6 separate regions of the Mus musculus genome follow, and regions 1, 2, 4, 5 and 6 are each linked to region 3. A link is a loop called in an ENCODE intact Hi-C map of the cell type or tissue named here. Cell type or tissue: gastrocnemius. All regions are shown on one strand.

Evidence for each region. Peaks named below come from ENCODE experiments on the same cell type or tissue, not always from the same donor. Only the 100,000 strongest peaks of a DNase experiment are listed, where the experiment ranks them.
Region 1: it touches region 3 in a loop (2.9-fold over the local background); 6 of 42 quality-filtered maps call a loop at or near these places.
Region 2: it touches region 3 in a loop (4-fold over the local background); 7 of 42 quality-filtered maps call a loop at or near these places.
Region 4: a loop joins it to region 3, with 4 times the contacts of the local background. A loop is called at or near these places in 19 of 42 quality-filtered maps.
Region 5: it touches region 3 in a loop (2.0-fold over the local background); 19 of 42 quality-filtered maps call a loop at or near these places.
Region 6: it touches region 3 in a loop (4-fold over the local background); 2 of 42 quality-filtered maps call a loop at or near these places.

The regions. Positions count from the first base shown.
Region 1 is chr2:25,269,847-25,274,846 of GRCm38, reverse strand. Tprn (taperin) reads right to left here. Exons shown (of 4, transcript NM_175286.4): 4 at 4,961-5,000. Ssna1 (SS nuclear autoantigen 1) reads left to right here and starts at 2,429. Exons shown (of 3, transcript NM_023464.2): 1 at 2,429-2,549; 2 at 2,719-2,918; 3 at 3,266-3,808. The coding sequence starts at 2,498. The coding sequence ends at 3,373. It overlaps Anapc2 (anaphase promoting complex subunit 2), which reads right to left and starts at 2,381. Exons shown (of 13, transcript NM_175300.4): 1 at 2,170-2,381; 2 at 1,310-1,932; 3 at 915-1,047; 4 at 7-181. The coding sequence starts at 2,331. In gastrocnemius, a CTCF peak has its summit at 2,512; a DNase peak (open chromatin) is centred at 2,418; H3K4me3 peaks cover 2,985 bases; H3K27ac peaks cover 2,150 bases.
Region 2 is chr2:25,329,960-25,334,959 of GRCm38, reverse strand. Man1b1 (mannosidase, alpha, class 1B, member 1) reads right to left here and starts at 2,217. Exons shown (of 13, transcript NM_001029983.2): 1 at 1,984-2,217; 2 at 1,417-1,525; 3 at 468-583. The coding sequence starts at 2,100. It overlaps AA543186 (expressed sequence AA543186), which reads left to right and starts at 2,389. Exons shown (of 2, transcript NR_027448.1): 1 at 2,389-2,812. In gastrocnemius, a CTCF peak has its summit at 2,479; a DNase peak (open chromatin) is centred at 2,287; H3K4me3 peaks cover 2,314 bases; H3K27ac peaks cover 1,502 bases.
Region 3 is chr2:25,191,535-25,196,534 of GRCm38, reverse strand. It overlaps Tor4a (torsin family 4, member A), which reads left to right. Exons shown (of 2, transcript NM_146115.4): 2 at 610-3,815. The coding sequence starts at 646. The coding sequence ends at 1,926. Among named protein-coding and RNA genes, the nearest start is that of Tor4a, 2.8 kb to the left of the region's middle. In gastrocnemius, a CTCF peak has its summit at 2,995 (motif pointing left); DNase peaks (open chromatin) are centred at 479, 678 and 2,978; H3K4me3 peaks cover 3,072 bases; H3K27ac peaks cover 3,307 bases.
Region 4 is chr2:25,254,197-25,259,196 of GRCm38, reverse strand. It overlaps Ndor1 (NADPH dependent diflavin oxidoreductase 1), which reads left to right and starts at 3,783. Exons shown (of 14, transcript NM_001082476.2): 1 at 3,783-3,980; 2 at 4,256-4,333. The coding sequence starts at 3,846. Tmem203 (transmembrane protein 203) reads right to left here and starts at 3,758. Exons shown (of 1, transcript NM_177344.3): 1 at 2,845-3,758. The coding sequence starts at 3,527. The coding sequence ends at 3,117. In gastrocnemius, CTCF peaks have their summits at 121 (motif pointing left) and 2,251 (motif pointing right); DNase peaks (open chromatin) are centred at 2,248, 3,149 and 3,750; H3K4me3 peaks cover 2,215 bases; H3K27ac peaks cover 1,919 bases.
Region 5 is chr2:25,238,729-25,243,728 of GRCm38, reverse strand. Cysrt1 (cysteine rich tail 1) reads left to right here and starts at 3,832. Exons shown (of 2, transcript NM_026415.3): 1 at 3,832-3,924; 2 at 4,223-4,910. The coding sequence starts at 4,231. The coding sequence ends at 4,659. Rnf208 (ring finger protein 208) reads right to left here and starts at 800. Exons shown (of 1, transcript NM_176834.2): 1 at 1-800. The coding sequence starts at 433. In gastrocnemius, no CTCF peak of the experiment used is centred here; DNase peaks (open chromatin) are centred at 504, 897, 1,438 and 2,825; H3K4me3 peaks cover 2,338 bases; H3K27ac peaks cover 1,005 bases.
Region 6 is chr2:25,290,190-25,295,189 of GRCm38, reverse strand. Lrrc26 (leucine rich repeat containing 26) reads right to left here. Exons shown (of 2, transcript NM_146117.2): 1 at 4,529-5,000; 2 at 3,997-4,452. The coding sequence ends at 4,130. It overlaps Grin1 (glutamate receptor, ionotropic, NMDA1 (zeta 1)), which reads left to right. Exons shown (of 20, transcript NM_008169.3): 19 at 642-752; 20 at 2,706-4,013. The coding sequence ends at 2,822. It overlaps Grin1os (glutamate receptor, ionotropic, NMDA1 (zeta 1), opposite strand), which reads right to left and starts at 3,932. Exons shown (of 4, transcript NR_168905.1): 1 at 3,848-3,932; 2 at 1,279-1,533. In gastrocnemius, CTCF peaks have their summits at 2,135 (motif pointing right) and 3,668; DNase peaks (open chromatin) are centred at 3,860, 4,383, 4,782, 4,966 and 5 more places; H3K4me3 peaks cover 2,875 bases; H3K27ac peaks cover 2,339 bases.

The DNA of each region.
Region 1 (5,000 bases), 78 kb before region 3:
ACCAACCTCGGATGATGCTGAAAAGCTCCTCGATGCGTAGGGTGGCATAGATACGGTAGAAGAATCTCTGTACGTGGCAGCGCCAACGACGCAGTGTGTTCCCAGCTTCTGGAGAAGTTGGTCTGGTGGGGTTGTCCTGAAGGAACACTTTGCCAAGCCAACCAACCACTCTCTCTATCCACTGTGAAAGATCATTAGTGTGTGAGGTGTAATAACATTTAAAAGCTCCCTTCTGACTCAGTAACCACACACCTTTGGCAGGACCCTAGAGGTGCCCCAACCTGTGTGTAGAGGCCAGAAGTATCAAGTCTACACTCTACTGCCCAGGAGTTTCCAAGTTTACGACTCTAGGCCAAGACTGCTGGGACACCCACTTTAATCACTCCCCATCATGGCTAATATGCATCCACAGCAGATAGACTCTTGAAGAATGGGAAGTACGGAGTGAAGCAGAAACAAGGTCTATGGCTTCATGGGGCTGAACCTAGCTTCTTCACAATACAAACCATACCTCAACAGTATGGGCAACCAGAAGCATTCACTGGGACACCCTAGCTCCATGCTAGAGTGTACACTGGTTACAGGTTAATCCTGAAGGGAACTGTAGGCAATGGAAACTTGTAGGCAGTGGAAAGAAAAGGGTCTCGTAGGCCTGTCTTGCCACACCTACCTGAGGAAACTCGTTGTAGCTACCTCTGGTCCAGGATTTAAAATTTTTATTTTAAATGCACGACCTATTTAGTACATACGAGATTTGTTCTTGTCATCAGGATCCAGGACTGGCTTCTATAGACAGCACCAGGATAACCTCAACCATCACCACTCCTGGTCAACTTGCCTACTGTTTGGTATCAGGTCTACCACAACTCCACTTTTGCCTTTAACAAGAAACAGACCAGAGAGGTGATTCTCACCTTGTGAAACTCACGCAAAAAAGAGCGCTCATACTCTCCTCGGCAGCGGTCTTCCATCCTTTCCCGGGTCACCTGATGCAGGGTGGTTGTCACGGCCTCAGCACAAACCCGCTCCAGCAGACTGAGCCTATGCCTAGAAAAGATCCCCGCTCATGGAGAACCCACAACACACATCTGTCCCTTACCTAGGAGGGCTCTCCCCATAAAGATACTGCACACACACCCTATGCCTATGTCCAGGACAGTATAAACGTGATGAACAATAATCCCTGGTTACAAGTATGGGCAAAAAAGACATCGCCAGTTAGTCTATAAGCTCTATTGAGAGGTCTTTTGAATTCAGGACTAATGAAGCTTGCAGAGAAACCGCAGCATGGTTAGGAAGCAGTACTCACAGGACCTGGCTCAGCTGGTTGAACTGCTCCAGTGCCTGCCGGCACCAGCACTGCTGCTTGTCACTGCCACATCCTGCGCACAGAGGACTCTGCAAAAGTCGGTAGTACCTGCGGCGGGCATACCGGCTATCTAGCTCACCCTCTAGTTCCGGGTCTGTGCCCCCTTCTCCTTTTCTCTTGCTCTGCATATAGACTCTCAAGAAACGACCATAGAGGCGCTGGACCATCTCCTGGAATGTCCTAGGGGTGGAAAAAAACAGGACTCCCCGCAACATAGTGTGAACTTTCTCCCGAAGCCCCTGAGCTCCAGCGCCCATCAGCAAGCCCAGACGAGTCCATTTCTCTAGGAGTTCTAGGCTATGCAGATAGGGATCCAAGCGGCTTTCCAGCAGACCGAACGCATCCAGGAGCAGCCCAAGGCACTGGGGCTCATCGACAGAGTTTTCTCGCAGAGCGATGGCATTCCAGAACTCCGTGGCAATATTGCCTTGAAGGTCGTTCTGCAGCACTTCCACGAACCACTCCTCCAGGACAGAGTGCAGACCGTGTCCCCTCAGAACCTCCACCGCTGCACGAAGCTCTTCCTCCTTTGGTGGGACTGCACCGCTGGTCCGGGAAGACGCCTGGAGCACGGAAAACCGTGAGCAGAGGGGCGGAATAGGGGTAAAGGGAGAGGAGGGGCATGGAAAAACCCAGCAACCGAAGAGCTGCCAGGGAACCAAACAAATCAGGTAGCTGAGGAAGGAGGCAAGCCCACTACAGGCAGGCCACGGAGCTGTGAGGCCCCAAGGGTGGACCCCCTAAAGTATGCAAAGTCGCGGGAAATCTGCACAGGCCCGACAACCTTTCCCCGGCCTCACCAGCCCCAGCGCGGCCGGCGGCACCAGACCGGTGCTCACAGTATTCCAGGCAACCAAGAGCTCCTGTCCAGGCCTAGAGTCGCAGTCATCGGAGGCAATAATTGTCGCCGCCGCCGCCGCCGCCGCCGCCGCCGCCGCCACCGCCACACCCTCGGCCTCCATCACTGTCCACAAAACAGACCCGCCCAGTAGAGCGCACGGTGATGACGCAAGCGCGGACCTGTGGCGCAGCCGTGACGTTCACCAGCCCGCGCGCTTTGTGGGCAGTGCGCAGGTGCGGACTTAGCTGTGCAGGCGGCGGTTGAGGCTTCCGGACGCGGTGCAGACCATGACCCAACAGGGCGCGGCGCTGCAGAACTACAACAACGAGTTGGTCAAGTGTGAGCGTCGGGCACTGAAGGCCGCGGGCCGGGGCCGGCCGACCCACTCGGGAGGCTGCGTGGACATGCCTCACGAGCCCCGCTCTGCGGCCTGCCCCTCTGTCATTGCTGGTTGGGGTCGGAAGCTCACGAGTCCCCACCCACAGCTCTGTCTTCCCACCCACCCTAGGCATCGAGGAGTTGTGTCAGAAGCGAGAGGAGCTGTGCCGGCAGATCCAGCAAGAGGAGGACGAAAAGCAGCGGCTACAGAATGAGGTGAGGCAGCTCACGGAGAAGTTGGCCCGCGTCAACGAGAACCTGGCGCGCAAGATCGCCTCTCGCAACGAGTTTGACCGGACCATCGCAGAAACCGAGGCCGCCTACCTCAAGGTGGGGCTCTCAGATGTCTGTTGTGAGTGCCTTACTACCATCTGAGGCTAGGTAGGGCCCATTGTGGTTCAGAGGCTGTAGGTGGAACAGTGGGCTGTCTGTGGGTTCCAAAAGTGAGCATTGGTGTATTGGACAGAGTACACGGTGTGGGCCTGAATTAACCCAGCCTGGCTTTGCAGGGTGGAAGAGCTCTGGGACAGGTGCAGAAGGGAGGATGGTTTTACTCCATAACCAGTTGGCTACAGCACAGATGACCAAATTGAGATTTCCATCCTCCATTATTAGAGCCTGAGGCAATGGGACCTTCCTACCAGAGAAATAACATCCTTTTATTTCTCTGGCCCCAGATCCTGGAGAGCTCTCAGACTCTGCTTAGTGTACTCAAAAGAGAAGCTGGGAACCTGACTAAAGCCACAGCTTCAGACCAGAAGAGTAGTGGAGGCAAGGACAGCTGACGAGTGCCTGTTTCAGCCGTGGCCTATGGCTGCTTAGTCCTCAACATGTCTGTCCTAAAGCATCTTTGTTCTTCGTGGCCTCAGATGTCTTTTATCTCTGGTGCCCAGAGGGGCAATTTCTGACCTCCACCTGCCTAGACAAGAAAAGCCCTAGGACAGTCCAATGGAAGAGGTGTTCCCAGCTCCGTACTCACATGTGCTGTGGGGACCCTGAGCAGCTCCATGAGGGGCCTCTCTCTGAAGCTCCTGAATCCCTTTGGGCTACCAGGAATGTCCTGGTCCTGGTCTGAGTACTGTGGGAGCCCCTCACTTTGTCTCCCCAGCCACTAGGGCCCCAGGCCAGACATGTTGAAGAAAGAATCTTGACTCCAGAACCAAAACCTTAGGGCCCATCCCCATGGCCTCTGGTGTTTCAATAAAGGTTGTTTTGCAAGATCTGTGTCTGCTAGCTACCATATATCCTGTTGGTAAGAAGACCTGCAGTTTTTCCCTTTCTTATCTTCAAAACACAAAATGCTGAAAGTACTCACCTCACACAGGTCAGCCCTAGCCCTTAACTCTCTTTGCAAAGGTGCTGGTGTTTTCCCCAAGTCCAGAACACAAACCACTTTTCTGTGAGGGGCTTTGCTCTACGATGGTGCTCAATACAGAACCTGGCTCAGAGATAGAGACAGGGACAGTAAGTTCTGTTTGGTCCAATCTGCTGCTGCTGCTGTTAGGACCCATCTTCCAACCACATGTGTTGCTTACTTACTATTTCCATGTGCCCTATGACCCAGCCCTTTGTCACAGCTTCTGGGGAAAGTTTGGAAGTATTTGGTGACCAAAAAGATCCAGAAAACAGCTGTGGTAGTTTACACCTGTCATCCTTCGTTGAGGAAGAAGGATCGCCTTAAAATCAAGGCCATTCATGTCTGCATAGTAAACTGTAAACCAGACTGGGACATAGTATGAAACCCTTTCTTAAACAACAAAAAAAGTACCTATAAAGCTGGGCTTTTACTCTCTGAGAGAAACCTACTTCAACATTCTCCTTAGCTCTAGTCAAGCAGTGACAGGAAAAGAAGACACATTCGGTGCCTGCAGATGGCCTACACTGGCTGCCAAGGCCTCTGCGAACAGTTTCCAAGCAGGCAGCTCTGCATTCCCCTAGCCTTTTGGGAATCTCTGTTGCTATAGCCTTGTTACAGGCTTATACATCGGGAGGTATCCAAATCAAACATGAGAAAAGATCTCCAAAGTTCCATTTAGCCCCATTCCTGTGTGATACACGACTAGCTACTTTACTAGGCTCCTAGCCCTGTGCTGAATCCTGTCAATTATAACACTAACCTTCCTCCCTTCTGGCATCTAGACCCCTGAGTCATGGGAGTTGCAGAGCCCAGAGGTTAGGTCCACTTCCCACAGTACTAGCTCTGGGAGAGAGAGTAGTAGACTTGCAGTGGGAAGAGAACAAAAGCCAGAGCCAGACCAGCAAGCTCAAAGTGTGACAGTACCAGGCTGGGGCCCTTTTGCTTTTTTTGCACACAGGTGCCAAGTTAGGACCTTGTTCTCAGACTGAGAGCTGTGTAAAGAAGGCAAAAGCAGCCTTGTTACAGTGCTGTTTATTGAATCCAATATCAGGGGA
Region 2 (5,000 bases), 140 kb before region 3:
CCCAGCCTAGCTCCAGCAGGTCACTTTACAAAGGTCTATCTCCTTCAACCTTGCCCTGCCCACCCAGACAGAGACAGAGGCTTCTTAAATGGAGGCAGGGGTGGTTCCGCCTCTCAACACTGATCTGTACTCTGACACATGCCAACCAACTAACTGTCTCATCTATTTACGGCTGGCCTCTCACCTGCCCTTCCTATCGGCTTCTGTGGTTCCTCCAAAGAGGAAAGTCTCTTTCCTCATCAGTGGGCAGCCAACACATGCCTGACACAGGAGCTTAATCATGTCATGGTGGCGTTCAAAGGGAATGAAGCAAATGTCTGCCTCTTTCTTGCCCAACTTCATACAGTCAGCCTCACCTGAGCCAGTGTGAGGCTGGCTGTGACAGGGAAGAGAGGGTAGCATTTACCAACCTAGAGTGCTCCAAAACAGACCCCAGTGACAACCCACAGAGCCCTTACTGGAAATACCTGAGAGAGTATGTCTGCAAACCCTTCTTGTTCAGCACTTTCCTTCTGAGGCGCTGGTAAGACAGGCAGGACTTCTTGCTTCATCTTCTCTACTTCTGCAGGTCTGCCACTCAGAGCTGTGGAAGCAAACCTTTTCACCTTAAGGCCCATTACAGGCTCCAGAACAGATGTCTAAACAGGTGCTATTTGTTTCAGGTAGTGAAACCTCCAAGAAGCACTGAACTCAAGAAGGCCCAGAGGAATCAAATCTGCTGTTAGTGTCATTGTATCTTGGAGAGAGTTTGTCTGTGGAGCCCTGGCTTTGTAAACCAGGCTGACCTCAAACTCAGAGTCACCTGCTTCTCCCTCCCAAGTGCTGGGATTAAAAGCGCCACCACCTCCCAGCTTGAGCAGGGTTTTATGTAGCCCAAGCTAGCCTCAACTCCTGATCCTCCTACCTCTATTTCCCAAGTGTGAAGACCACAGTCTTTTCCAGGCTGAATTCTTTTTCAAGCATTTGGCAGAGTGTGTCCTTAAACACAACATACAACAACCCCCTCAGCCCCGCAACATATCAATTTAATAGTGCCCAAACAGGCAGCTTGACTTGAGCAATCTGAAGCAATGTTTGGGTTTCCAACCTTAAAGCAGCCCAGAAGGAATCCTAGGATCCTCTCAGGATATCCACTGGTCCCAGGCAAACACACTGTACCACGTGGTAGGGACATGTGATTAGTGCTGATCTGCTGCTATAGACTGATGGGGAGGGGAGGGACAGCACTGTTGGCCCAAAGACCTACAGGGTCACCTGTACACCAGTTGGTCATACTGGGCTCCACATTTTCCCCTCTGCTGTATTTATTGCCAATCTGTCACCACATGCCTTGTGGTACTGTTTTATCTGGATTGCAATACTGTATCTGACCTCAGCCTGCATCTCCTCTGCTCGAGCACCACTGGTATTTCATACCTTTCCACTGGTCAGCCGTATGAAGAGAGTACAGGAATCCACAGAGAATCAGAAAGCCCAAGACGAAGAGAATCACATTCCGCTGTAGCCTCGAAAGCTGCTTCCATTTCTAAGAAAGAGCCGGGAAAATGACACTTGTCACAGATTCGGTTAAAAGAGCAATTCAGAGAGACCCTTATGTAAGGCTTGTCCTTACTTGAGGGCAGGTAAGTTCCCTCTCAGCAAAGTTTACATTGACAGAACAGTGCTAGAGGTGACAGAGCACACCATCCCATACATGGCACAAGATCTGTACACCATGTGTCCAGCTGCACGTGCACTGGAGAAAAACTCCTGAAATCCCCATGACTTGGCTCAGGCATCGTCGGACCATACGGGCTGTGCTCATTGCCCCCTCAGCTCAGGATCCCCAGGGCACCTGACATTAGGCAGGGGAAGCAACCACACCGAAACCCAAGCTGCGAGAACCAGACGCAGCACAGAAACTTCTGGACGCTGGAAGAGACACGAACGCTCCAGCTAGGTACTTCCCTCGGTAAGGCTTCCCCAGCCCGGACCCCGCCTCACCCTCCAGCATGAGCGCCGCCGCCGGCTCTTGCTGTTGTCGTAGCTCTCGCCCAGGCTCAGCGTCACCGAGATGAAGTCCCGGTGAGGCGCCGGCGGCGGCGCCGGCGGTGGGTACATAACTGCGAAGCCGGCCCAAAAGACCTCGCTTGCTGGAGGCGTCAGGAAGCCCAAGACTGAGAAAGACCGCGGGCTGCCATAACGAAGGCATCCACACCCCGCCCATCGCCCTAAACACCAGTGCGCACGCGCCGCGTCTTATCGGTCGTTGCGCAAGCTCAGAACCCTAGTCTAAGCACCGCGCCTGCGTACACCCTTGTGCTGGTATTTCCTGGCGGGTCACTGGCGTCACGATACCCGCCCCTGTGCCGTTGACGTTATTTCATCGCGTCCTTACGTCGCTGAATCGCGCGCATCCGCTCCATTGCAGGCGTCCTGCAGACTCCCTGTTGGGGGCGGACTGACTACGGTTTGGAGAAGTGTTCTTTGTTGCAGTTACGTCTGGCTTGAGTTGTGGACTATCACCCTTGCCGGAGTCCTGCGCTCGATCTCGGGGAGCGGGCATCACCCTGGCGCGCCTGGAGGTGAAACGCAAAACTCCTGACCGGAGGAAGGGACGGCCCTGCTGAGGCTGAGTCCTGGGGTGGCTCTGCGCCCTGAGGCCGCGGCCTGGCCTTTCTAGTCGCTCCGGCCTGGGAGCGACCCTTTCTGCGACCATTCCGCTCCTAGCCCTACCTACGTACTCGGCAACGGGTTTAAAACGACCTCACTTTTCCGTGCGCGTGGTTCCCTCGAGGAAAACATGCAAAACGACAAAACTGCCCACTGTCCGGTGGGTGAAACTGCTGCTTCCCAACTTACTTGTGGTATTTCTGAGCATTTGGAGAGTTCCCTACGTTGCGATCATTTAGTTTGAATCTCCTACAGAAGACCTACCTGATCCCGCGCCCCTTCCCTACATTTTTTTTTTTTTTTTTTTGTGGGGTTGGGGGAGGTTCGAGACAGGGTTTCTCTGTATAGCCCTGGCTGTCCTGGAACTCACTCTGTAGACCAGGCTGGCCTCAAACTCAGAAATCCGCCTGCCTCTGCCTCCCGAGTGCTGGGGTTAAAGGCGTTCGCCACCACACCCGGCCCCTTCCCTACTTTTAAGTCCTCACAGATCGCTATTACAATAGTGCTCTCAAATGTAGGTTTTCGGAACCATGGCAGATGGTGCAATGACTTTGAGGTCTGCATATCTTCCAAAATGAAGGCGGAGTTCTTGTTGGCTATTCACGCCAACTCAAGCCAGGTCTACACATTCCCACGTTCTGCTACTGCTTATGACCATGAGGTGGCAGTTGGCATACCAAAGGGCTAGTTAGAGCTCTACGTTAAAAAAAAAAATAAACCTTTGAGGGAAGAAATAGGAAGAGTTTGTTAGACCAAAACAAAATCTGGAGCTGAAAATCTTCCAATTCAAGCCAGGCAAGAATGATAAGCCACTGTGGGACAAATCCTTGTCCAAGTTCAGAATCTAGCGACATTGAAGGTCTTGAAGGGGTTGAAAGAGGAAAACCAAGTCAGCCACAGAGAGCAATGATGAAGTAACCTTGCCCTTCTCATAATTAAAGCAAAGCAACACCTGTCTGTGCCCATATACAGACTCTTAACACTGCAGAGGTAAGGAAGTTACATAGTTCCAAGCCAGCCTGGGCCCCAGAGTGAGTGAAGTCTTGTCTAACAGTACTCAAACAATGGGAAGCTATACCTTTAAGCACACAGAAATTCATTATAGGCCATATATAAGACCTAAAAGAAGTCGAAATAAATTTGGAAAGATTTTGGTCACATAACATATTTTTAGCCATATTTGGACTAGAAAAGTGAGAAATCAATAAATATTTGAAAAGCGTAAACACCACTCTAAATAAGAGGGTTTTGGGTTTTTTTTAAATCACAAACTAAATTAGAAAATAATGTTGAATCAAATGAAAAGGGGGGCTGGAAAGGTGGCTCATTGGTTTGAAGGAGTGTACTATTGTAGAGGACAAGGGTTCCCACATCAGGCACCTTACAACCACCTGTAACTCTAGACCAAGGGTGCCTCTGTGAGCATCTTTATGCAAATGTACATACACACATAAAATTAAAAGTAATATATTTTTGAAAAATTTGAAACTTTGGTTATAAACTTTTACAATAAAAGTGATGGAGGGGGGCTGGTGAGATGGCTCAGTGGGTAAGAGCACCCGACTGCTCTTCCGAAGGTCCGGAGTTCAAATCCCAGCAACCACATGGTGGCTCACAACCATCCGTAACAAGATCTGACTCCCTCTTCTGGAGTGTCTGAAGACAGCTACAGTGTACTTACATATAATAAATAAATAAATCTTAAAAAAAAAAAAAAAAAGTGATGGAGGGGGCTGGAGAGATGGCTCAGTGGTTAAGAGCACTCACTGCTCTTCCAGAGATGCTGAGTTCAATTCCCAGCAACCACATGGTGGCTCACAACCATCTGTAATGGGATCTGATGCTCTCTTCTAGTGTGTCTGAAGGCAGCTACAGTATACTCATATACATAAAATAAATAAACAATTATTTAAAAAAAAAGTGATGGAAAGCCTTAACTGTTTCCACATTAGCAGACTGGAGGAAGAGCTAGCTGTAGCCCCACCTGTGCTTTCAATACTCAGGGGGCTGACACTGGAGGATTTCAAGTTCAAAGTTAGAACTGAATGAGACCCTGTTGGGGAGGATGGAGAAGAAAGGAGGAAAAGAGGGAGAAAGGGGGAGGGAAGAGAGAAATAGATTGTAAGAGACATAAGTCTTTTATATGTCAGATCTTATATGTGGCCTATGATGAACACTTGTGCATTTGAAGGTATAGCTTCCTGTTGTTTGGGTACTGTGTGATAGTTTCAGTTAGGCCAAATGGTTGCCAGCACTGAACAGCAAGATAGAAGACAGTGTACTCATAAATCAAGAGGCTTAGGTAAAATAGAAAAACTCTTAAGTTACAAGGTGGTAAAACCAACTCA
Region 3 (5,000 bases):
ATCCTTCCTCGGCTCTTGTTCATTTTTCTGCTCTTGTGTTCTCTGGGAGGATGGTGAGGGACCCCAGATTTGGGCTTGGATGGGAGCTAAGGGTGGGAGTGGGTTGGAAGGCCTAGGTTGTGACTAGGGACAGTGCTAGAATCCATTCTCAAAACCATGAAAGTTTGTCTGCATATTCCACCAACTGTCCTAAGTATGGGGAGAGTCTCAACTCTTAGGGGTACTGAGTCCTCTGGAACAAGGTGCCTACTTGGGACCTGTAAAGCCTTTGACAGTCTGATAGGTGCTGGGTGTGTTTGTGCAGGGTCCAATTTGACCATTCTATAACCCTAATCAGTGACAACGAGCCTTCTGTTTATTCCTCTAAGAGGGAGGTCAACAGTATGATAAATTATACACCTCGCCCCACCCCCGCACTTCCTCACAGCCTAGGCCTTTTCGGAGAGGACCCAAGAGATTTGCATGCGTTGGGGCCCTCCTGCTGAGAGCCGGGCTTCCTGGTTAGTGGAACTAGCGAGGCGGGGCCAGTATTTGGCCGGAAAGTACCTTAAGGAACCCCAAGAGGGTAAGATCGGGGACTCACGAAGTCTTCCCATTTTTCTATTGCAGGGAGGGGAACTACATGCCCAGCATAGGTCCTGAACCATGGACCGCAGCCATCCTAGCCTAGAGCCCCAGGCCAAGGGACCATGTGTGATAGCGCCAGTGCGCGCCGTGCTCCGTCTGCGCCGCCGAGTCTGCGTCCTGCGCAAGAGGCGCCTCTTGCAGCCAGGCACTGAGCCGGACTCTGGGACAGGGACACTTGGGCCCACCGGCAGCTTGGGCACTCTACGTGCCGACCTAGACCAACCTAAATTCTTCACCTTCGACAGCCTGACAGAGCTGACTTCTAGGACACCCCGCAAGAGGCGCAGGCGTAGTCGGGTAGTTCTCTACCCAGAAACCTCACGGAAGTGCCGACCCCGCACAGAGCGGCAGAGTCGTGCACAGCGTTGTCTGCTGCTTCTTGTAGCCATTGTGGGGTTCCAGGTTCTCAACGCCATTGAGAATCTAGACGATAATGCACAACGTTACGACCTCGACGGGCTGGAGAAGGCGCTGCAGCGTTCTGTGTTTGGACAGCCAGCTGCTGTGGGCCGCATCATGGCCCTGCTGCGAGACTACCTGGCTACACATGTGCACAGTCATCCCTTGCTCCTGGCACTGCACGGGCCCAGTGGTGTAGGCAAGAGTCACGTGGGGCGTCTGTTGGCGCGCCACTTTCGCGCAGTGCTGGAAGATGGTGCTTTGGTTCTGCAGTACCATGCACGATATCACTGTCCAGAGCCACGCCCGGTTCAGGACTGCCGGAAGGAGCTGGCACAGCGAGTGGCAGATGTGGTGGCACAGGCTGAGGCCGAGGAGAAGACCCCTCTCTTGGTCCTGGATGAGGCTGAACTCTTGCCACCTGCGCTGCTAGATGAGCTCCACGACCTCCTGCAGCCACAGCGTTCGCACCATTTCCACAATGCTATCTATGTACTCCTAAGTGGCGCTGGTGGTATAGAGATCACACACTTTGTGCTGCAAAATGCGTCACGGATGTTGCCCCCACTCCGCCATAGCGCAGGCAGTACTCAGACTGAGGAATCTCCAGCCCAGGAGTTACTCACCAGTCTTCGAGAGCTCCTGGCCCGAGAACACCCTCTGTGGCACACTGCAGCCATCGTGCCCTTCCTGCTACTGGACAAGCCGGATGTGGTCAACTGCTTCAGAGAGGAGATGGCAGGGGAGGGCTTTTTTCCTGAGCAGGCACTGGCAGAACATCTGGCAGAGCAGCTCAGCTACTACCATGTTGCTGGACATGAATTTGCCATCACCGGCTGCAAGCAGGTAGTAGCTAAGGTCAACCTCTTACAGCACAAGCCTGCACATGCTGGACACTAGCCAGTGGGCCCAGGCAATCGGAACTGTTGAAGAAAACAGGAAGGATGTCAGGTGACTTGTCCCCAAGCTGGTTCACCCCAGGAGCTAGGGAGGCTGATGCAGTGGCTTAGCTCTGAGCTCCACGTCCGTCCTCTTCACCCCTGAGCCTTGAGATTCCCTAAGGTCACCAGGAAAGTAGCTACCTTCCCATATGGAGTCTTCCCCATACCCCCAGCTCCCACTATGTCCATCATATCCCAGAGACATGTGATAGGGCTTCCCATAACCCTAGGAAGTAGCCAGGGTTATGGTAGATTATCTCAGAGGGTGTGAGGCTGCGGTAGGATTCTGGTCCTCTGGAACATGTGGCAGCCTCCATGCCTCTCACAAACTCCCAACCACCCCTTGAATGCCTCCTTAGCTTAGAGGCCACGAGGTGGGGACAGCTTCTCTGTCTGTGCACGTCTCTAGGCCTGCCTCAGAAGGAAGTTAGATGTCTGCAAGCCAGTGAGTAGATCATGGAATTCTTCAGATGCTCTGGGGCATGAACCTAAGAGGAGACCCACCCTCGTGAGACTGGCTGCCTGTTTGCCCCAGAGACAGACATGTAGAATGGCGTTGGAATCAGCTACAAGGTTCAGGGTCCTGCTCACCAGAAGAGACCCGAGAGGAGAGACCTCTACCTCCAGGGAGATGATGTGTCTTCACCACCCTGGGGAGACCTGGGAAACCACCAAGCTCAGGTTTCCCAAGAAAGGCTCACTGGACTCCAGTCTGTCCTACTGCTGAGGAACTCACTGGCCCCTTCCCTTCCCTGGCTCTGGAGTGACAGCGGTTGAGTCCATAGCAAACTGGGAGCCTTGGAAGTGAACCCTGCTTTGAGGCTGACTCGATGTAGGAAGCAGGAAACAAGCATGAGGCCCAGTGGGGTGGGGTCAGTCTGTGCTGTGTGGTTGCCACAGTTACACGTGGGTGAGGTTCCCTGTAGCCTTTGGCAGTCCTAGGTTCAACCTCTCCATTTGCTTGGAATTTGCAAGGCAGAAAGGAGGCTTCTTAGTACTCTGGCCGTGTCTGTGCTGCCATCTTGTGGCTGCACCCAGACTTTGCCTGTGAATGCTCATCAGTCTGGGTTAGAAAGCGGTGCCTCCCAAAGTGTGGCTTGAGGGCACACAGGAAGTGGTGACACTAGAAGCGATTAGAGAGGAGGAGCCCCTCAATGGGGGTGATATGTCCCTGCCCACGCTTGGGGGAGAACTGCTGCAAAACTACCCAGTCTTAGGTTTCCCTAGAGAGGATTGCTAGTAGGCTCCAGTGGAGGTCCCGTTTGCCGTGCGTGGTCTGAGGATCTGGTGCATGACCTGCTGAGTTTGGATGCTGTTCAGTTCTTGCAGGATTATGCCAAGAAGGCCCCTAGGGTTGTCACCTGAAAACCTACCTGGAAGTGTCCCCTACGCAGCCAAGTGTTGCTTGTAGTCATTCACTTACCATCTACAGAGCGACTAAGTGAGGGTACAAACCCGAGCAGCATCTCCTCTTTATTTATTTATAAAATCGTGCACTTCTAAAATAATTTCATGGAGGCTAATTTCAGGTCTAAAGAGGCCTGTACACTCAGCACTGAGCAGGTTGCATTGTGCCCATGAATAAACCGCAGCTCAAATCTACCCACCCACCTTCTTTTCTTTTCTGACTGTCTATGAATTGAGAAAGGGGTATTAAAACCTGTTAATGGCTGGGCTGGTGAGATGGCTCAGTGGGTAAGAGCACCGGACTGCTCTTCCGAAGGTCAGGAGTTCAAATCCCAGCAACCACATGGTGGCTCACAACCATCCGTAACGAGATCTGACTCCCTCTTCTGGAGTGTCTGAGGACAGCTACAGTGTACTTACAATAAATAAATAAATAAATCTTAAAAAAAAAAAAAAAAAAAACCTGTTAATGGTAAATTCACCAACATCTCTTTCTAACCATCTATTTAATAATTCCTGATTCTGGAGACAGGTGTGCACCTTTAGTCCCAACACTCAGAGGCAGAGGGAGTCAGGTCTCTGAGTTCAAGGCCAGCCTGGTCTACAGAGTGAGTTCCAAGGCAGCCAGGGCTACACACACACACACACACACACACACACACACACAACCCCCTGTCTCAAAATCCTTGAACCATCCCCTCCAAATTCATGTTTTCAGACAGGGTTTTATATTCATAGCCCAGGCTCATCTTGAACTTTTGAGCCTCTTAAATGCTAGAATTATACTTGTATACTATCATGCTAGCCAAATGGATTTTATAGGTTATGTTATTTGAGGAATTTTGGAGGGAAGTATAGCAGGTAGCTAAAATTCATAGCTCAGCCAGCAGAACTGAGCAGGAAGTGTGCAAATAACTATTATGTCTTTATTCTTTTTTCTTTTTCTTTTTCTTTTTTTTTCAAGACAGGATTTCTCTGTGTAGCCCTGGCTGTCCTGGAACTCACTTTGTAGAACAGGCTGGCCTCGAACTCAGAAATCTGCCTGTCTCTGCCTCCCGAGTGCTGGGATTAAAGGCGTTTGCCATCACGCCCAGCTATCTTTATTCTTTTGACAGACTTGCTATGAGATCCTAGGTGATCCAGAACTCAGGACTCTTAAGTTTTCTCTTTTTGTTTTGTTTTTGAGACAGGATTTTGCTAGATAGCCCAGGCTTGCCTTGAACTCCTTATAGCCTAGACTGGCTTCAGACTCTGAATTTTCACCAACCCTGCTGTGATTCACAAGCAGGAAGCTCTGGTGACACACCTTGATGAGGTCACACCTCCTAATCCTTCCCAAATAGTTATACCAACAAGGGACCAAGTATCCAAATGTATGAGTCTGAGAAGGCTGCTCCCACTCAAACTACCATCCATAGCCTCTACCAAAATAGATGTGGAGACAGAAGCTGGGAGAGGAAACCATTTTATTCAAGTCGAAGTTTGGGAAAGTGGAGTAAGAGTTCCATCACAGAGGAAAAAAAAAAAACTTCCATTTTCCAAAATGGAAATGTATCAAGGTGGTGGTGGGTGTGAAGGGTGAAAGATTCTGGCACTAGGCAAAATTCTTTGTCTTCAAAACATGTT
Region 4 (5,000 bases), 63 kb before region 3:
ACAAAACAAAACAAAAAACACCCACCTGCTGCCCTGTAGAGAGAGAGAGGACCTGAATTTGGATCCTAGCACCTGGATGGCTGTAATTTGTTCCTGGGGTTCTAATGCCCTCTTCTGGCCTCCATGGACATTGCATGTGTGCTGCATATCCACACAGAATTTTTTGTTTTGTTTTGTTTTGTTTTGTCTTGTTTTGTTTTGTTAAAGAAAGACCTAGTCAGCTGCCGGGGGCACATACCTTTAATCCGAGCACTCAGGAGGCAGAGGCAGAGACAGGCAGATCTCTGTGAGTTCAAGGCCAGCCTGGTCTACAAAGGAGTTCCAGGACAGGCAGGGCTATTTTTACACAGAGAAACCCTGTCTCAAAAAACAAAACCGAAGAATGATCCCAGTCAAATGGCTAAGCACAGTGAGGAACCCTGTATTCTGCAGGTCACATTTGATCTGCCAACTGATGTTCCTTTAGACTTTCTCCTGTCTCCCTGTCCCCCTCTCTCCCTCCTGCTTTCTCTCTTTCAGGCTGGGTCTCACAGGTCAGGCTGGCTTCCAGCTATGAAGCCAGTTGTCACATGCTCTACAAAATACAGCCCATTGTCTTTAGCTGGGGTGGGTAGTAGTGCAATCTCCTACAACAAGAAACAGTAGTGCAATCTCCTACAACAAGAAACAGGGATTTAGCTGGGGTGGGTAGTAGTGCAATCTCCTACAACAAGAAACAGGGATTTGTCAGGCGTGGTGGCGCACGCCTTTAATCCCAGCACTCGGGAGGCAGAGGCAGGCGGATTTCTGAGTTCGAGGCCAGCCTGGTCTACAAAGTGAGTTCAAGGACAGCCAGGGCTATACAAAAAACAAACAGGGATTTTCCAAAAATATTCTAACACCCAAAGTGTTCTAGCCATGGTGCAATAATGACCCCAGCCCTATGATCCCCTGTCCACATGGCAAAGGGCATCTTAGCATTCACCTGATGCAAACATTGAGATGCTTATATATATATTGTTAATTTCCAGCTTTCTCTTTTATAGCCACTCCAGGAAACAGTGTGACATCCTGTTTTAAATCCTTTAAAAATGTAAAATTTAGAACTTATGAGATGGCCCTGCGAGTAGGCACTTGCAAGCAGGCCAGGCTACCTGAGTTTGCTCTCTGATATCACAAGGCTGACAAATAATTTGCATAAGTGGTATGGTACACATACACCTGCATTCACACATACATACACACAAATAATTTTTAAATGTAAAAACTATAATAATGTAGTTCAGTTAGTAGGACACTTGCCTAAGCCAGATGTGGTGGTGTATGCCTTTAATCCTAACTCTTGGGAGGCAAAGGCCAGCCTCTATGAATTAGAGGCCTGTTCTACAGAGTGAGTTTCTAGTCCGGTCAAGGTTACAGTGAGTTCCTGTTTCAGCAGCAGCAATAGTAATTGTTGTCTAATATGTATGTTGCCCTGGATTTGATTTCCAAAATCATATAAAACAGGAAGTAAAAAGGTCATCACTGATTACAGAGTGAGTTTGAGGCAAGTCTTTGCTGCATAACACCCTAATTTTTAAAAATTTATTTATTATATGTAAGTACACTGTAGCTGTCTTCAGACACTCCAGAAGAGGGAGTCAGATCTTGTTATGGATGGTTGTGAGCCACCATGTGGTTGCTGGGATTTGAACTCGGGACCTTTGGAAGAGCAGTCAGGTGCTCTTACCCACTGAGCCATCTCACCAGCCCCCAACACCCTAATTTTTAAAAACGGGAAATCTGTCCTTAAACGACCATTTTTCATCTCAATTCTTCGGCACTGTCATCAGGGCTCACCGATGGCTACACACTAAGAAGTCAGGGCTCTGGTGTCACATGCTCTACAAAATACAGCCCATTGTCTTTAGCTGGGGTGGGTAGTAGTGCAAGTTACTCATCTCCTACAACAAGAAACAGGGATTTGCCGAAAACAGTCTAACACCCAAAGTGTTCTAGCCATGGTGCACTAATGACCACATGGCAAAGGGCGTCTTAGCATTCACCTGATGCAAACATTGGGATGCTTAAATATATATTGTTAATTTCAGGAAACATTTTTTTCCATCAGCAAATGGTCTCATTTGGCACACAACTGACATAAACTCAAAGACCGACCGTAAGCTAATAAATTTCAGCTGTAAATGTATCCACCGCCATGAGCATGTGAGCACCCGTTCCTAATGTCTATGCTTCCTTTTCTAGGTCTGTCTGTCTCAAGTGTATTAATGACGCCTGCCACAAGGTGGTGGGAAAGTCCGTGAAACTGCAATCGGGGGCTGGTGTGATGGCTCAGTGGTTAAGAGCACCGACTGCTCTTCTGAAGGTCCTGAGTTCAAATCCCAGCAACCGCATGGTGGCTCACATCCATCCGTAACAAAATCTGATGCCCTCTTCTGGAGTGTCTGAAGACAGCTACAGTGTACTTACATATAATAAATAAATAAATCTTTAAAAAAAAAAAAAAAAAAAAAAAAAAAAAAAAAAAAAAAAAAAAAAAAAAACTGCAATCGGTTGAGCCAGGAAATCAAGCAATGCCTTGAGACCAGAATTTTTTCTCAGATGGCAGATACCCACACAGGGCCCTATTCATGCCCTTTCTCAACAGTCTGCTTTCTCTTTGTCTTTGTGAGGTGGAATGAACAAAAGGCTAGTCTTTGGCAGAAAAGAGGAAAAGGGATGCCAGCCCTCTTTATCAATCGTATAAGTCTGCCCTGGACAGATGAAGGGACATGCTCTGAGGTCAGTGCTGCTGAGTGAACAAGCTGATTTATAAAGGGGGCACATCACCATGGGAAATACTCAGAGCCCAGCAGGATATTTTACTTATATGCAGTCTCCAAATGCTGGAAAAGTTCAGTATTGACTGGCAATTCAGAGCATGAATAACTGGAAATAAGTTTTAATAAACAAGACTTCACTTTTAAGCTTTGCTCGAGGAAACGATCTTATATATAAAGAAAACTGGACAGTAAACTGGGCACAAGCAAACACTGATTTCTGACCAAAGCTCCACCAGTGTGGCACCAAGTTGGGTCAGGACCGGGAGGTCCAGAACTCCAGCTGCGCAGTGCTCCATTTCCAGCCACTGCAAGAGGCTAGTTGACGCGACAAGCCCGGATCATGAGCAGCTGCAGGAGAATGAAGACCGGAGACGTGATCAGGCCGAACCAGAGCTCTCGAGTCTGCTCCACTAGCTTCTGGCACAGCAACATCTCAAAGACAAACTTGAGGCTAAGGACGGTGAGAACCCAGAAGAGGCGCAGCACAGCCAGTCGCTTCTCCCCATCTTGGAAGAGTCGAACGGAAACGATGGTGGTGAAGTAGGTACTGAGCCCGTCGGCGGCGAAAAAGGGCACAAAGACGTTCCACCAGGAGAGGCCCGGAGTCAAGCCATCCACTCGCAGTGCCAACAGTACGGAGAACACCAACAGGGCCAGCAGGTGCACGAATATCTCAAAGGTGGCGAAGCCCAGCCACTGCACCAGCTCCCGCAGCGAGAATAACATCGCGCCTGCTTAACACCGGCCACCGGTGCCCCGCACCGGGCTGTGACGTCTCCGACCGCAGACCTGGCGACCGCCTGCTGCCGCCGCTGCACACGGGAGGCAGCAAGCAGCCCAACCTGGCCTGGACGCCGGCCCTGGGGCTCTGCGACCCTGAGGACCCCAACCCCGGACCCGGAACCGGAGGCTAGCAGAAGCCCGTGGTGTCCAGATGCTATCCCCGCCCCTCCCCCCGCTGGCGCAGTTGAAACGCGTCATTTCCTGTTGACAGCGGAAGGGGGAAGTTGGTGAGGTGTGCGGTTCTGGCCGGCGTGTGCAGTAATGCAGGTTCCACAGCTCCTGGTGCTTTTCGGCAGCCAGACTGGTACAGCCCAGGACGAGGCGGAGAGGCTGGGCCGTGAGGCCCGGCGCCGGCGGCTAGGTTGCCGCGTGCAGGCTTTGGACTCTTACTCCGTGGTGAGGCTCGGGCGCTACGGCGGAGACCCTCCACCGGACTTCGCGCCCTCGGATGGAGGACGTTTGAGTGAGGCCCTTTGGGCCCAAGCGGATTCAGGGGAAAGGGAGGCACTAGGTTGAGGCCTGAGAAAGTAAAGCCTGGTAGCCAGTGGGAATAAGTGTCCAAACACTTTTACTCTGTTCCCCTAGGTGAAGGTGGTGGTGGGATGCGGTGCAGGGAGGGCACTGATCAAGGCTGCCAGAGACCTTACATCTACTTGTGTCTTGTCCTCGAGGCGAATCTCATTAGGGAGCCCCTGGTGATATTTGTTTGTGCGACCACAGGCCAAGGAGACCCTCCTGACAACATGAAGGTAAGGTTGGCCTAATGTGTACCCTCATCCTGTTTTCATTGCTGTATAAGAGTCCCAGCGTGCACAGAAATAGCTTCCCTTCAACGCGTGTTGAGTATGAGAGGTGCCTTTGAGAGAGATTCTTTTTGTAGATCCGAGGAGAGAAATAGCTCTTAAAACCACACCTGGTGCTAGGGAAAGTGCCAGATGTTCAGAGAGTAAAGGGGGTCCTGAAATCGTACACAACTCTTGGGAAGGAAGGAGCACACCTTTAATTCTAGCTCTTGGGAGGCAGGAGCAGATGGAGCTGGCCAGGGCTACATAGAACCTGTCTCTAAAATAAATTAATAAAAGGAGGGGCAGATGGTGGTGAGAAGCAACCTGTGTAAAGGGCAGAAAGTTGAGGATTCCCCAGCCATGAACTGTGCTGACAGAAAAGGGGTAGGAAGAAAGGTTCATTCAAAAATCCTGGATAGCTACAGTGAAATGTCCTATTAAGATGAAAGCTATAGGGACTATGGAATTGACACAGTGATGCTGTCAGTGTAGCAAGACCACCACCTATCTGAACATGGCAAGAATAATGCTAGGCAATAAATATATCCCCGTAAGCAGGAGGTGCACACGTGCCTTGAGCTGGGTGGTGGCCCAAGGCTGAATAAATCAGGCATATTCCAGAGAGCCCAAA
Region 5 (5,000 bases), 47 kb before region 3:
GGGGCTCACCTGCTATCACTGGCCCAGACGATGAAGGTGCAGAGGCTGTTGGGCCAGGTCGAATCACATACTGATTTACAATGACCTCATCCACTGGTGCCACCCGGGGGAAGCCCAACTCAGAACTGCCTTTGCGGGGCCGCCTTGGCAAGGGTGGAGTGTGGGATGCTCCTTCCAAGGTAGGCATGTCCCCCCCACATGCCTGGTTGACAATGATCTCTGTGTCTGAGGGCCAAGCACGCTTGGGTGCCAGAGTGGGAGTGGGCCTGGGTGCAGGAGGGAAGCAGGGGGTGGCCGCCGGGAGCTCAGGGAACTTTTCAGGGTGGACAATCTTCATGGCCTCCATTTTGAGGATGACATGGGGGCCTTTCAGGCAGGACATGAGGAGGCCCGGCCATCCACTGCCCACCTCAGGCCCAGGGTCAGCTGGCATCCGGCTCTCTACAGTCAGACTGGACGTTGGCACAGGTGGGGGTGTTGGGTGGGGCCGTGGGGGAAGAGAAGGGGCTGCATCCTGGTCCTGCCAGGCCTGGTGAGGACCACGGTTACTCTGTGGACTGCAAGGGGCAGCCGGTGACAGCTTGGAGGGCAACCCCCCTCCCAGTGGCCACAATGGCTTATCTGATTCAGTCCGAAGAGGAGGAGGAAGAGGAGGGGGAGGGGGAAGCAGGCGGGGACAAGGGGGTATGGGTGGCTGTTTGGGGCTCTGGAGCTCACCCAGGGTCTCTGTCTGCTGAAGCTGGCAAGGGGGCGTGGAGGGGCCTCCTCCTGTAGCAGAGGTCAGCAGTCCCTGGGCCGGGACATCTGGGCAGGCAGGGGCTAGGTGGGCCCCATGGCTCCAGGACAGGGCGCCCAGGGAAGGCAGCTAGCCTGATCCCTGGCTGCCAGAGGACCTGGGCTGAAGGCTCCGCGGCAACAGCAATGGAGAGGCCTGCACCAGGCCTGAGCTGCGGGTGAGAGACAGCGTGAGGGCAGCACGGGGCCCACCTCACTCTCGCCCTTGCCCTCGCCCCCATCCTTCACAAAGGACAGAGTGCCCGACCTCTGACCCTGACCTCATCCGTGGGATCTCCACGGAACTCTGAACGCAACCCCCTCCCCAGTATACTCTCCGAGACCGGACTCACTGTCCGGAGGACTGACTATGAAAATGGAAAGGGGTGATGTCTCTGGCCCCCGCCCCTCCCCCTCCCACCCCCGCTCACCTGCCCCAGCCTGGCGTTCCCCGGCTGCGCCGCCGCCGCAGCAGAGGTTGTCTCAAAGGCAGGCCCGGATGCGGCGCTCACACCTTGCTCTAGTGACTCCGATAGCTCCCGCGGCTCCAGTGGAGACCTCGGGCGATGGCGGGCGCAGACAGCACCCAGGGCGCGAGCGCTGGTGCTGGACGCAAGGCTCGGCGTGGTGGCGGCGACAGCGGCGACGGCGGCGGCGGCAGGTGCGTGCGGAGCGTGGCGCGCTCTGCGGCGGAGGCGCGGGGACCGCAGTGCGCGCGGCGCCCGCCCGCGCCCGCAGCGCCACCCCCTGTCTGGGGACCCGCGCGGGGTCCACGGGGCGGGGCCAGTCTCCTAGCCGCCCCTCGATCTACGCCTGGTCTGGCGTCGGCTCCCAGTGTCGACCTCCCAGCTAGCTACCGGCTGGTCAGAATCCCCGTGCCGACAAGATTCCCTTGCCTCTTGGCTCATCCCCCGAGGGGCCAAACCCTCCCCCCCCCCCAAATTTTGTAAGGGAAATCTTCATGTTTTACTCCCTCATTTTGAGCCTCACAATGCCGAGCAGGGGTTCCAGCGTTCCACTTGTGTCTCAGCTACCTTTCGAGCTCTGAAAGGGCAGGGTCCTTTAACTTCAAACCCCGACACACCCCCTGTGTGAACGCCGGGAGTTTTCCAATTCACTGACGTATCCACACAAGGATTCGTCAAAGAGGGAGTTGGGACAGCAAAAGGGACAAGGGTTTGAGTGGATACCAGAAGAGTGGTCACAGGGAACTGGGGCAGTCACAGGAAGCTCAGAAGTTTCATGGACTGGAGATGGAGAGTTGGAAATACCAGGTATAGGTTGGCAGTCCGCGTGTAGGGTGGAGGGCCCACAGTGCACACTCACCTGCCTAGGGTGGGGTAGCCCTTTCTTGGATCTCATCAGGTCAGCACGTGCTTCTACGTCTCACAGTTATGTACTATACTGGCCCCACCCAGCAGAGGCCCCATTCCTTTCATCCTCCTCCTCCTACCTCATCCTCTTCTATCTGGGCTACACCTTTGCCTGGGGCGGGGGTGGGGAAATCCGTGAGGAAAACACTAAAGACACACTCTGATGACATGGTGTTTACATGTTCAGAATGCCCTCTCATGGCCACCATGCATAACACTGAGTCCTATGCCTGACCCTGGAAAGTCTAGATTTTCTTCAGGCTACAGCCCCTTTCTGTACAATTGGACGAATGGAACAGTGTTCCTTGAGAGCCAAGGCTGGGCCAGACTTTACAGTTCTGCGGAACCATTGGTCCACTTCAGGGCTCCTTCAGCAAGACAATGTGACAGGAGGCGTCGGGTGCTGAGTTGTAGAGGGGAGGCGTTCCGTGGAAACCTGTCACGCATGCATGATGTTGGCCAACTCAGATAACTGTGGACAGAGAAAGGAGTGAACCAGCCCACCCTTCCCGGGAGGGCTCGGCTCACTTACCCATTCACTCAGCATGCGCGCAAGGCCACCTACCGCCCCACCCTCTACCGAGGGTCCCGCCCCGTGAAACGAAGCCACGCCCCGTAGGAGAATAAGGTTCCTCCACCCCCACCCCCCAACTCCACGGCCGTTCTGAGCTGAGCGGTGTGAGCCAAGGATCAGTCCAAACCCGGTCCTTAGGAAACCCAGGAGCGCGGAGGCTTCTGGGGAATTAAGTTTCCACTGAGCACCTCGGCCTGGTTTACGCATGCTCCCGGCTAGGGGCGGAGTCTAAAGGGGCGATGAGCAAGATTGAGGGAGCTTGTGTAAACTCTGGTTTTCTCCTTTATTAAGCATGTTTCCCCCAGACCCATTTCCTTTTACTTGCTAAGTTGCTCGAACTCTTGTCTCGACCTGACTGACTGGCTCTACGCAGTCTTACTCAGTCACCCTAGCTTGCAGGCCCTGTCCTACTTGATGTCCTTCCTGGTGCTTTCCTGACTGGAGTCTGAGCCTGTCCCACTGGTTGCAGACCCAGGGAAGCCCACTGTTGTCTCTACCCTAGCCCCACCGTCACTCTTCGTGCCCTCTGTGGGCATGGAGGTGAAGCTGCAAAAGCAGAAGGGTGCCAGTGCCAAGAATGGGTGCTGGGAACAGAAAACGGCACGAGGGGGTCGGGGGGTTCTTTCATCCCAACTCAGCAACACAAAAAAGGAGCTGAAAATGTCACTGTGTCTGAAGTTCATGTAAGATAAGTAAAGTGTATCTGCGAAGTTGTGTCAAACTTATTATTAAAGTGGAAATCTTCCAAGTAGTTTTAATTGTCTTGTGCACTCAAACGTCTCAGTATGTGTTGGTGGCAAGGAGGAGCTCAGAACGGTGGCAGAAAAGATGTAAGTCATGGCTGGGTAGCCCCAGCACCTCTGAAGACCCCAGAATCTGAAGGCCTGCCTCTACTTCCTTTCTGGGGCCATGACCCAAGGAGGTAGGGCATGCTCAGATGAATCGTGATTGAGTCACCCCAGATTGGCAAATGCCCCTTAAAGTCCAAACCTTGGCCTCCACCCATCTGGGAATGAGGGGTGACTGGCTGCTGTGCTCTAGTTGTTGAGGCCTCTTGGGATCTTGGGAACCCCATCTTTAAGCTCCACCCCAAGGCCCCACCCCTCTCTAGGAGGGAAAAGGCACTTGCTGGTAGCTCTGCTCACCCGCACTGGGACCTGGAGCTGGAGGACTAAGAAGACAGACGGCTGCTGCTTGCCACAGGTGAGTCCTTGTCTAGACACTGACTTTACAGGTTCTTCCTGGGAAGCCCCTGCTCTCCCCTGGACGCTCATCAGTGCCTTCTAGCCTTTTGTCCCCATTCCAGCTACATCCTGGAGCATTTCTTGGATACTTGATGGAGGGTGGTAACTGGGTACTTGGGCCTACCTCCAATACACACAGGCCTTGCACATAGATGCCTTCGGGATATGGCTCTCCAAGGGCAGACTCCTCTTAAATGGGTGTCTTCTTAGGCGACAGGCTCTCAAGCAGCTTTTTTCCTTCCTGCTCTCCCCTGCAGCCTGGACCATGGACCCCCATGAGATGGTTGTGAAGAATCCATATGCCCACATCAGCATTCCTCGGGCTCACCTGCGCTCTGACCTGGGGCAGCAGTTAGAGGAGGTTCCTTCTTCATCTTCCTCCTCTGAGACTCAGCCTCTGCCTGCAGGAACATGTATCCCAGAGCCAGTGGGCCTCTTACAAACTACTGAAGCCCCTGGGCCCAAAGGTATCAAGGGCATCAAGGGTACTGCTCCTGAGCACGGCCAGCAGACCTGGCAGTCACCCTGCAATCCCTATAGCAGTGGGCAACGTCCATCGGGACTGACTTATGCTGGCCTGCCACCTGTAGGGCGTGGTGATGACATTGCCCACCACTGCTGCTGCTGCCCTTGCTGCTCCTGCTGCCACTGTCCTCGCTTCTGCCGTTGTCACAGCTGTTGTGTTATCTCCTAGCTGACTATTGAACCTCCAGGGCTGTGCAGCCCAGGTTCCTGCTCAATGCCAAAGTGTTGCTGGACATCAGGAGCAGCCGTTGTCATGAGCATCAGCCATTTCCTGCCCTGAGCAGGGGAGCCTGTCCACCAGCGTTCAGCTGTAGCCTTCTGGAATAGGGTTCCAGCCACTAGCCATGTTGGCAACAACAGGGACACCCTTCACGTCCTGCAAGACTTTGGCAATAAAGCAGGATGAGCGTTGTGCCTGTGACTGCTTTTTGTTTTGTTTTGTTTTGTTTTGTTTTGTTTTCAAGACAGGGTTTCTCTGTGTAGCCCTGGCTGTCCTGGAACTTGCTCTGT
Region 6 (5,000 bases), 99 kb before region 3:
GTGTCTTCCTGGAGCTGTGTCCTGAGCTGGCATTAACATTGCAATGAGGGCTATGGGCGGACGGGGCTATTGGAGCCCCCATACCTCTCATCCACCCATTCTTGCTTTTGGCCCTACAGGTCCCCTGGGGACCTGGCCACAACTGTCCAGGGCCATGCTGGCCATCAGACTCCAGGCCAGCGTCCCCGGATCTGCCTCTGTCTATCACTCCAACTCCAACAGGACATTTCCTCGGGTCCTTGGCCCTTTCCTGGTGTGTGCCCTTTGGGGTCAGCAGCCTCTGAACAGAAAGGCTGGTGTGGCCTGAGGGGAAGCTCTTCCTGTCCTCAGAGGCTCCTCCTCCTCAGGATGCCTCTAAGCCAGGGCCACCCAGGAGCCAGGGAGCCAGGCGGACATCCCAGGAAGAGTGCCGTCAGGACCCCCCAAGCCCAGACCCAGCACAAGCAAGGACAGGCCCAACCCCGGGCAGAAGAGGCCACTCTTGAAAGTCTGGCTGTTGGTCCGTCTTTTCAGCACAGTGAGGCAGGCAGGAGTCAGGGCCTGAGTGACCTGCCAGGCCTGGCAGCGGCCCCAAGGAGCAGGCAAGGGCAGGTGTGGCCGCCACCCTTAGTTGTCTAATCGCTTATACATATTCATTTTAGGATAGAAAGAGTGGTAGAGCAGAGCCCGACCCTAAAAAGAAAGCCACATTTAGGGCTATCACCTCCACCCTGGCCTCCAGCTTCAAGAGACGTAGGTCCTCCAAAGACACGGTAAGGGGAAGCACCCCAGTCCCGCGTCTCTGACTCCCCCCTTGCCCCATGTCTGTCTCCCTCTCCCTTACCATCCCACCCCTGCCCCCATCTTCAACCCTGGCCATCTGTGCCAAGTCAGTCCTTCACCCACCCTCCACCCATTAAAGGGTGCTGTCCTTTAGAACGCTCCAGACCTCTCCTCAAGCCCTCACTTGCCCTCAGCTTCCCCATGTGTCTCCACGTTAGTCTGCCCACCTCTCTCCCCATGCCATGACCCACACGCCATCTGGAAGCTGTGTCATGTTGTTGGTCAGTCAGTCAGCCTCACTGCCTCTCTGGGCTACCCGGACCCTGGGAACCAGAGTAGCCCTGTCCCAGGCTGCCCCTGCCAGGAGGCCACACCACGTCTGTTTCATCCCTGTTTCTCCACACGGGGCTTGATGCTTTCATTCTTGCCCTGCAACAGCCCTGCAGGGTGTAGCTGTGATGTCCCATCCGTCCGTCTGTCTGGCCACTGGCCCCGCCCCCCAGACACCTGTCTCACCTGTCTCACCAGAGCCATGCGTGTTGCATCTTCCATGTGGTCTCTGTGTGGGCCGGGGGCTGGGGGCCGGGCCTGGGTCCATCTGGGTGGACGACTGGGGCCTAGCATTGGCATTGACCCTTGGTTACAGGGAGACTGTCAGGTGGGGAGTGGGGTGTTGCCATGGTGAACAGGTCCCTGATGGAGGTGTGGCAGCAGCACCCAGGTGATCTGAGCATGGATAGGGTGTTCTTGAAAGGCCTGGGGCCTGAGCACCTAAGGCAAAACAGGTTCTCAGAAGGAGGTCCGGGAAGGGGAGGCTAAGAACTGTGTTCCCGCTCAAACCCCCAAGCACTGCCACGGGCCACTGTCAGAGTCAGACCTTCTGCCTTCTGAGCCAGAAAACGGTTCCCTGTCTTGGGCAGCGTCACATCACCGCACCAGCAGTACATGCTCACAAGAAAGTCCTCCAGCAGGCTCGCTTTTTGCTAGAGTCACCCTGATCCTATGACGTTACCCTTTAACAGGCCCACAGGAAGCCCTCTAACCAGTGGGGAGTGTCACCCACAAGGGGCTTGTGTCCCACAAGGAATCTGGATCTATAGTTATGCTCCTATGCCCAGGAAGAAAGGCATACTGACAGGATTTGGCACAAAGCAAAATGTACTAGGGTGCTCCAGAGAGACCCACAAGGCCTGGCTGCTCAGCTCTCCAAAGGCCTTGGTTCAGAAAAAGGGGATGAAGAGTAAGAATCTGTGGTTTGCACCAACTTGAGGCTCCAGGAGCTGGTGGTACAAACACTATCTTCAGGGTCACCCAGACCAGGGAAAGTGGGCAAGGTCTATGTTACAAGGTCTGAATCAGAACCCCCACTAGGGGGCGCAGGGGTGGAAGAGCAGGGCCAAGGGAGCTGTGGGCTGGAATTTGTGTGGGGAAGGGGAAATCTGACAGGGAAGAAGAAGATCTGTACTTTTGGGGCCAGATGGCCATAGTGGGGAAGGCACAAAAGTCCTGCAGGTGGCAGGCCATTTTCAGTGGATGTCACTAAGTCTTGGGGCTCCATCTGGAGCTGGCCAGGTACAACTCAGAGATCTACGTGGTTCCTTTCTGGGGCCTTGCTCTCAGTTCAATCTTTACCTGAGCCTCCCTGGGCACCAGGGACCCGTTCTTCTGGGCCATCTGGAGCTGGCCCCACCCTGCAGGGTTGACCTCTGGGGGCTGGGTGGGGGAGGGAAGCCCAGCTTCCACCCTGTCTCTGGGGCTGGGTGCTGTTCAGAGGGAGGCCTGGGTGGGGGCTCCTTTGGGTGGGGTGGGGTCGGTCCAGCTGCTGAGATCCTTTGCCCCTGTCCTGTGGCCGGTCCGGGCCAGGGCAGCACTGGGCGCTCAGGGCTGGGATCCCTGGTGGCCGGCGGGGCCAGCAGGTATTGATTGTTGGTTCTTATTTATAGAGCACCGGGGGTGGACGCGGCGCTTTGCAAAACCAAAAAGACACAGTGCTGCCGCGACGCGCTATTGAGAGGGAGGAGGGCCAGCTGCAGCTGTGTTCCCGTCATAGGGAGAGCTGAGACGCCCCGCCCGCCCTCCTCTGCCCCTCCCCCGCAGACAGACGCACGGGACAGCGGCCTGGCCCACGCAGAGCCCCGGAGCACGACGGGGTCGGGGGAGGAGCACCCCCAGCCTCCCCCAGGCCGTGCCCGCCTGCCCGCCGGTCGGCCGGCTGGCCGGTCCACCCTGTCCCGGCCCCGCGCGTGCCCCCGACGTCGGAGCTAACGGGCCGCCTTGTCTGTGTATTTCTATTTTACAGCAGTACCATCCCACTGATATCACGGGCCCGCTCAACCTCTCAGATCCCTCGGTCAGCACCGTGGTGTGAGGCCCCCGGAGGCGCCCACCTGCCCAGTTAGCCCGGCCAAGGACACTGATGAGTCCTGCTGCTCGGGAAGGCCTGAGGGAAGCCCACCCGCCCCAGAGACTGCCCACCCTGGGCCTCCCGTCCTCCTGCTCTGCTGCCTGGCGGGCAGCCCCTGCAGGACCAAGGTGCGGACCAGAGCGGCTGAGGATGGGCCAGAGCTGAGCCGGCTGGGCAGGGCCACAGGGCGCTCCGGCAGAGGCAGGGCCCTGAGGTCTCTGAGCAGTGGGGTGAGGGGCCTAAGTGGCCCCGGTCGGAGGAGCCTGGAGCAGAAATGGCAGCCCCATCCTTCCTCCAGCCACTACCCCAAGCTACAGTGGGGGCCCATGGCCCCAGCTTGCTAGGTCACCCTCCACCCCTCCTCCAGCGCCTGCTCTCTGCAACCTGACTTCCACCTCTATCTCTCTTTCTCTCCTGCTGCACAATCCTCCCACGACCCTTCCCACCCCATTCACTGGGCTGGCTCCGACCTTTCCCAGGGCTAGCCTTCACTGCCCTAGTGGCAGCGCTTCCCAGGGGTGCTCTCTGGCTCCCAGATGTCTAGGGCTCCAGACTCCAAGAGGGCTGAGCCTTCTCTTCTGTCTGCAGCCACAATAGGCTTCCTCAGACGCTGGCTTGAGAGGAGCCCCGCACCTTGGGCACCAGGGAGTGCCATCCGCCTCCCAGTCCGGTGTCACTCACCCAACCTTGTACATGACTAGCTCTCCCAGTGTCCAAGCGCGTGCCTTCCCCGAGCCACTGGGGCGCAGCAGCGCGCTGCCCCTCTGCCCCAGGGACACCGGGCGCGCATAACCACCCCTAATCCCGGTATTCAGTGGTGATGCCTAAAGGAATGTCAGAAAATTTCCGGGTTTTGTCTATTGTTGACGCCTACAGGGAATGTGAAGGGAGGATCAGGGATTTGGGGAGAGTTCTCAAAGTACGGAGGCACTTCAGGAGCACTAGAAACAACCTGCAGTCCCCTTAGGCTTGGATAGCTGCTGTTACAGGGCTCCCAGCATCCTCCAGGGAGGGTGGGCCCTCGGGGTCTAGCTGTCTCCTTAGTAAGTGGCGCACCGTGGTGCGGCGGCGGCGGCGGCGCCGTGCACCACAAGCAGTGAGCACGGAGCCCAATGCCAGGCAGATGGCCAAACTAGCAAGGAAAGAGACCGGCCCGAGAGCGTAGACCACCGCCAGGTCTCGCGCTGCTAGTGACTGAGTGCACTGTTTGAAGGCGGCATCCGGAAAAGCTGTCAGTAGGCTGAGCGTCTGGAGTCTTGGAGACACGCAGAGCAGGGTCTCAGTTTCTGCGGGACACAGGAGCGGCGTCAGATGGCAGCAATTGCACCAAACATTATCCGTCCTGCGCCCCAGATGGCTCACCTGAGGCTGGACGCGGGTGCTTACGCAGCCAAGTGCAAAGGGGACGCAGCGCACAGTTGCACGTCCAGGGGTTGCCATGCAAGCGCAACACATCGAGGGCAGGCAAGTTATTCAGCAAACCCGCCTCGATTGCCGATAGTGAATTGTCCTGCAGGCTGAGCACTCGCAGTAATGGAAGCGGGCCCAGGATCGAAGGCTCCAGGAGTGCCAGCCGGTTACCCGCTAGGGAGAGGAAACTAAGCGCGCGCAGCGGCGCGAAGGTGCCAGGAGGCAGAGTTTCCAGCTGGTTGGAGCTCAGGTCCAGCCATTGCAACACTCCCAGACCCCAGAAAGCTCGTGCGTGCACCGACCGAAGCCGGTTCTCCCTCAGATCTAGGTATAGCAGCGCGCCTGCATTGGCGAAGGCACCCGGAGGCAGCGCGCTCACGCGATTGTGATCCAGCAGCAGTGAGCGTACTTGCCAGCTCAGGTC